2 separate regions of the Homo sapiens genome follow, and region 1 is linked to region 2. The links are chromatin loops, found by intact Hi-C in ENCODE. Cell type or tissue: heart left ventricle. All regions are shown on one strand. Each heading gives the region's core, and the rest is flanking DNA. Links, peaks and the distances in the headings are about the cores only. Region 1 overlaps DNAJA2 (DnaJ heat shock protein family (Hsp40) member A2). Region 2 has its middle 44 kb from the start of DNAJA2-DT.

What was found. Peaks named below come from ENCODE experiments on the same cell type or tissue, not always from the same donor. Only the 100,000 strongest peaks of a DNase experiment are listed, where the experiment ranks them.
Region 1: it touches region 2 in a loop (9-fold over the local background); 15 of 110 quality-filtered maps call a loop at or near these places.

The regions. Positions count from the first base shown.
Region 1 is chr16:46,967,188-46,970,107 of GRCh38, forward strand. DNAJA2 (DnaJ heat shock protein family (Hsp40) member A2) reads right to left here. Exons shown (of 9, transcript NM_005880.4): 4 at 897-977; 5 at 326-459. Among named protein-coding and RNA genes, the nearest start is that of DNAJA2, 5.0 kb to the right of the region's middle. In heart left ventricle, for the core only: no CTCF peak of the experiment used is centred there; no DNase peak of the experiment used is centred there; H3K27ac peaks cover 96 bases.
Region 2 is chr16:47,016,656-47,019,575 of GRCh38, forward strand. No RefSeq gene overlaps it. Among named protein-coding and RNA genes, the nearest start is that of DNAJA2-DT, 44 kb to the left of the region's middle. In heart left ventricle, for the core only: a CTCF peak has its summit at 1,681; no DNase peak of the experiment used is centred there.

The DNA of each region.
Region 1 (2,920 bases), core at 327-2,826, 49 kb before region 2:
GCAATCCTCCCGCCTCAGCCTCCCACGCAGCTGGGACCACAGACATGCCCTGAGCCCCTCATTACATATTTTTCCACACTTTTTTTTCCTATAGTAATGAGGTCTCCCTATATTGCCCAAGCTGGCCTCAAACTCCTGGGCTCGAGCAATCCACCTCTGTCTCCCAAAGTGCTGGAATTATAGGAATGAGCTAACGCACCCGGCCTCCTTTTTCTTTAATAAGATGTATACAAATACCCTTTGAAATAAAAAATTGTAAACCTCTCCAATATCTGCATTCCCAATCCATTCCAACATAAAAGCAGAGAAGTACTGGCACACATACCTTCTCCATTACAATCAGAGCACACAGACTGCATCTGTTGTACCATCCCTGGAGCCAGCTGTCTGATCATGATGCGCACACCTCGACCTCGACAAGCACTACACTTTTGGACAGCTCCAGACTTTCCGCCTTGGCTAAAGCAAGCACAAGTTATGCATTAGGTTTTTGTCCACAAACCACTCCAATAAGCTATGACACACAGAAATTGTGCTTTTACCTTCATCTTCAACCCCAATAACTTGTATTTAAATTGACTTCCAGAAGTATCAGAAAACATTCTGCTAAGATTTTTTTACTTATTTATTGAGATGGAGTCTCACTCTGTCACCCAGGCTGGAGTGCAGTGGCGCAATCTTGGTTCACTGCAACCTTCACCTCTCGGGTTCAAGCGATTCTCCTACCTCAGGTGATCCACCCGACTCGGCCTCCCAAAGTGCTGGGATTTCAGGTGTGAGCCACCGCACCCAGCCGTAAGTTTTAACTTATAACAATTTTTACGTGGTACAGACATTCAGTGTGATACTTAAAAGAACAGACAAAATGTACCCAATAAACCAGAAGACACACTTACCCACTGCATGCACTACAGAGCACATTCTTGCTAAGTTGTAGTTTGGTTGTCTTGCCATTATACAGATCTTCTAAAGATACTCTGGAAAGAAAAGAATCGGCTTCAATCAAATTTTGCCACATTTTGTCAAATACAAGATATAAGTAACAGCTGATACAGCAAATTCGTTATCAACTTTTAAAACAGAATTCAAAAACACCTCATAATCTCACATTAAATCAATTAAACTGAGGCTTATATTATGGCTCAAATTAACAGAAATATTTTATGACTACAGACAGTACATATATGATACCCAAAGCCAGAGCCTATAGCATCAGGCCAACAATTTGCTGTGGTGGAATTTCTGATAAAGCTGATGACTTCGCAAACTCAAATATCACAACCTTCTGTTCTGAGGCATAAGCCCTCCACCTAACTCCTAATAAAAACCCTTCAGAAGAGGTACAATTATTATTCCCATTTTATGTGATAAAACTGAGGCACAGAACAGTCAAGTAACTTGCCCAAGATCACATAGGTATCTGGCTCCAGAGTCCCTGTTTCCTCCATGGACAATTTAGAAAGGCTACAAAGTTATATTTCGGCTTAAGGGAGTCACTTAGATGGCATATGTCTTAAAAAAAATAAAAGTGGCCCTACCTATAGTATGACAGAAAGGAGGGATAGAATAGTTTTTCATGCCAGGTGCAGTGGCTCATGCCTATAATCCCAGCACTTCGGGAGACTGAGGAGGGAGGATTGCTTGAGCCCAGAGTTCAAGACCAGCCTGAGCAACTTAGAGAGACCTCATCTTTACCAAAAAATAAAAAATAATTAGCCAGGTGTAGTGGCATGTCTGAAGTCCCAGCTACCCAGGAGGCTGAGGCAGGGGAATTGCTTAAGCCCTGGAGATTGAGGCTGCAGTGAGCTGAGATCGTACCACTGCACTCCAGCCTGGGGGACAGAGTGAGACAAGTACTTATGTGTGGAGTTTTCTACTTGTGGCATCATGATGGTGCTCAAAAAGTTTCATATTTTGGAGCATTTCAGATTTCAGATTAGTAATGGTCATCCCGTAATGATCTGCTTTAAAATCCTGGGAGTTAGAGGAACAAAAAAATAGTTTAAAGTATTTTACAAAGCACCTATACTATTTTGTGATATTCAAACTTTCTTAAAATTGTTATTCTCAGAAACTTAAAACTGTTGTAGGCAGGATAAGAATACCACACGTATGGACAAAACATTACCAACAACACTGTCAAATAATGACCTATCAACAGCTGAGCTTTAGACCAAAACGCTTGTTGCATCTTGTATACTCTGCATAACAAATCATTTAAAGAAAATCGGCTTTCTTCCCCTACATATTAAATTACAATTGGTATGCACAACCAGTATCCTAAGCCAGAGAAAAATACACATCTCAACAAAGAAGGCCAAGGAAGGAAAAATGCAGGTAATGGTTTGGCAAGGCTGGCACTCTCCACTAGTGGGGCCTAAACTGGCACAATCCCTCTGCAAGGCAATTTAGTTGTATTTATCAGCCTCAAAACACTCATGCCTGCCTGGGAATCTCTGCCAAGGAGAAACAAAGCTCTACATAAAGATACTCATAGCAGCAGTATCTATTACAGAGAAAAAACCTGGGAATACCCTATATAAAAGGTAAATAAATCATAGAATGCAGTATTATAAACATAGTATTTGTAATAACAGGAAAATCTGAAATGTTAAAACAGCAGAAAACTTTCACTATATAGCATAACTTTTTTTTAAACATGAAGAACTATAAAGTACAGACAGCACTCTTTTGACCCTATTTTCTTTTTAGACCATTTCTATATTAAAGAAAAATATAAACGAATTAACCTGCACTGCACAAATATTACCATTGGAATGGTATCCAAATGTTAATTTCTGAGGGTAAATTCTTTTAAAAAACAAATTTAAGGATTCAATGAGACTCAAAGTTAACAGATAACATGACTTCCTCTAATTTACTCAAGTGTATAAACTAGGATATTATGAAATATTTTAAA
Region 2 (2,920 bases), core at 329-2,828:
GGGTTTGTCCTCTATGTTGCCTACCAGGTGTCCACACAGCCATCCATCCACGTCTGCCTGGTCAGGTCCGGTGGACTGGTCCATGCTGTCGTGAATAGGGTCAGGGCTATTCTTCTGTGGCCTCCATTGCTGTGCACAGGCTTAGGAAGTAACTGTCACCCTCTGTGACCACATTCCCCTAGACGCCTATGTGTTCATTTCCTTTCTGGGGTTTTGCAACTTTCCCACACAGGGGAACACAGGCCTCCTATGCTCTCAGATCCTTTGCTTGCAACGTGTTTTCTTCCACAATGTCTATGGGAAAGCACTGGTTCCCATTATCCACATTCATCACTTTCCCTCTCTTCTCTTTTCTTGCCCCACCCAGTCTGCCAGCCCCTCAATCAAGGCCTCTTTTGCTTTTGTGTGGGATAAATGCAGGCAGGGGGTAGGGAAGGGCAAAGGTGAACCTTCTTCTACTACAGCGTTATTATTCTCTTCGCATTTCTTTTGGTCTTAGTTCTTTTGGTCTTAGTTCTTTTGGTCTTAGTTCTGCCCGGCTGGTCTTCTCCTTCACCTGTATCTGGTCCCATAGCAATTAGCCCTTCCTGTGACATCATGTAAAGAATAATCTAGGCTGGGAGTAGTGGCTCACAGCTGTTATCCCAGCACTTTGGGAGGCTGAGGCAGGTGGATCACCTGAGGTTCAGGAGTTGGAGACCAGCCTGGCCAACATGGTGAAATCCCATCTCTACTAAAAATACAAAAAAATTTGCCGGGTGTGGTGGCATGACCCGTAGTTCCAGCTACTCAGGAGGCTGAGGCACAAGAATCACTTGAAACCAGGAGGCAGAGGTTGCAGTGAGCCGAGATCACGCCACTGCACTCCAGCCTGGGAAACAGAGTGAGTCTCCGTTTTCAAAAACAAACAAACAAAACAAAACAAAAACAGTAAAGAATAATCTAGTAGAAATGCGCTACCTGGTGTGCATTTAATTTTCCTGAGGGCTCTATGTCCTAAAGTTTGATCTTCTTTCTGTCCCATGTCATAAGGTTAGAACGCGCAGGGTTTTGGCAAGCCTGAAGCAGAGGGCATAGATTCTGTTCTTTGTCTGTCCTGAGAAGAGAAGCCCTAAGGAGGGCAGCTCAGATGGCCCAGGTGGGAGGCGGAGCCACCGGGTCCAGAAGGTGGCCTGGATCAAGCCTTTAGTCTCAGGAGATAGAGTAGTTTCAGGTGGGGCATGGGAGGTGCCTGTGTCTCGCAGGCTCACACTGGTCCTCTCTCCCTGCTGGACAACTGGCCTTTGTGATTTCCTGCCTCTGACCCCACTTTCCAGATACTTCTGTACCAACTCCCACTGACCATAGACAGATGGATATAAAAGATCATGAGTCCAAGACATAATGTGTATGGCTCTTGATTTAGGGCTGTAAGATGTCGGGGATAGGGGATAATTTAGAAATACTTAAAACAAAAACAATTTTATTATAATAAATACGGACTAAAGTGGGATATACATTCTATTAGGCTGAAAAAAAATCAGGTCCTTTTTTTGCTGTCTAGTGTTATTACAGATGAAGTTTTTAGGAAAGAAGTGAAAACGTACAGTTTTGCTTAAGGCACAGACGTTAGAAAGTCAGTGTCCAACATAGCCTGAACAGTTGGGATGTGGACGACTACGACACGCTCAGGTGCCACCTGTGGTCAGAATGCAGGAGTGCACTCTCAGTTGTGTTTGTGCCGCTCTGCCTGGAGCAGGCTCTGTCATTTTCGCAGCAAAGTTTCACATCTCTCTAGCTGTGCTGTTACTATGGTGAAGGAGGCAGTAAAGGCACTCATCTGTTTCCCTCTTTCAACACCATTGATCATGCTTCATCATCTGAGAACTGATGTTTTCTAGCCACCATTACACCTCAAATTTAGGAAAACACCAAGCATGTAATTCAAAGTTGCTAAGAGGCTGTGTGGGTGGATCACTTGAGGCCAGGAGTTCGAGACCAGCCTGATCGACATGGCCAGACCCCGTCTCTACTTAAAATACAAAAATTAGCTGGGCGTCTTGGCACACGCCTGTAGTCCCAGCTACTCAGGAGGCTGAGACAGAAGAATTGCTTGAGCATGGGAGGCGGAGGTTGCAGTGAGCCAAGATTGCATCACCGCACTCCAGGCTGGGTGACAGAGCAAGATTGTTAAAAAAAAAAAAAGTTGCTAAGACTTCATAAGACTGGGACCACAGGGACTGGTTGGAAAGTGACTTTGTTTCTTGCCCTGAGTAGTGTTGTATCAAGAACCCCAAATTTTGGCTGACAGCTTCGAGAGTATCATTTTAAAAGTAGAACACTTACAATAAGATGGTGTTGGGCCAGGCGTGGTGGCTCACACCTGTAATCCCAGCAGTTTGGGAGGCCGAGGGAGGTGGATTGCTTAAGGCCAGAAGTTCCAGAGCAGCCTGGGCAACATCGTGAGACTCCCATCTCTACAAAAAAATTTAAAAAATTATTATTTCATTGTAGAAATGTGTAAAGTAATGGCTTTAAGCTTGTTTTATATAAGGTTTGTACAAGGTTCATTTTGCTTCATGTCATTAGTGATTTTCTTTTTCTCTTTATGACATTTTGAAGGAAATCATTTAGACCAAGAAGGTATTTGATATTCTAGATCAGGACTGGGAAATTCGATGCACTGCAGAGAGACACGTGTGGGGCAAGCTGGATGTTGTACAATTTGGATGGAAGAGGACTGTGGTGTTCTGGAGGGCCCATAAGTCAGCTCGATGAGGAACGCTCTTTTCAGGTCCAGCTAGTTGTAGCCATATGGAAATGTGAGCCCCAGGTTGCCAGAACTGCTGTTTCAAGAGAATATAGAAATCCAGATTTTCATGTAAAATTGTTTGATTTTTTTTAAGTTATATGGGACTTACTAAAATAAACCTGTGTGCCC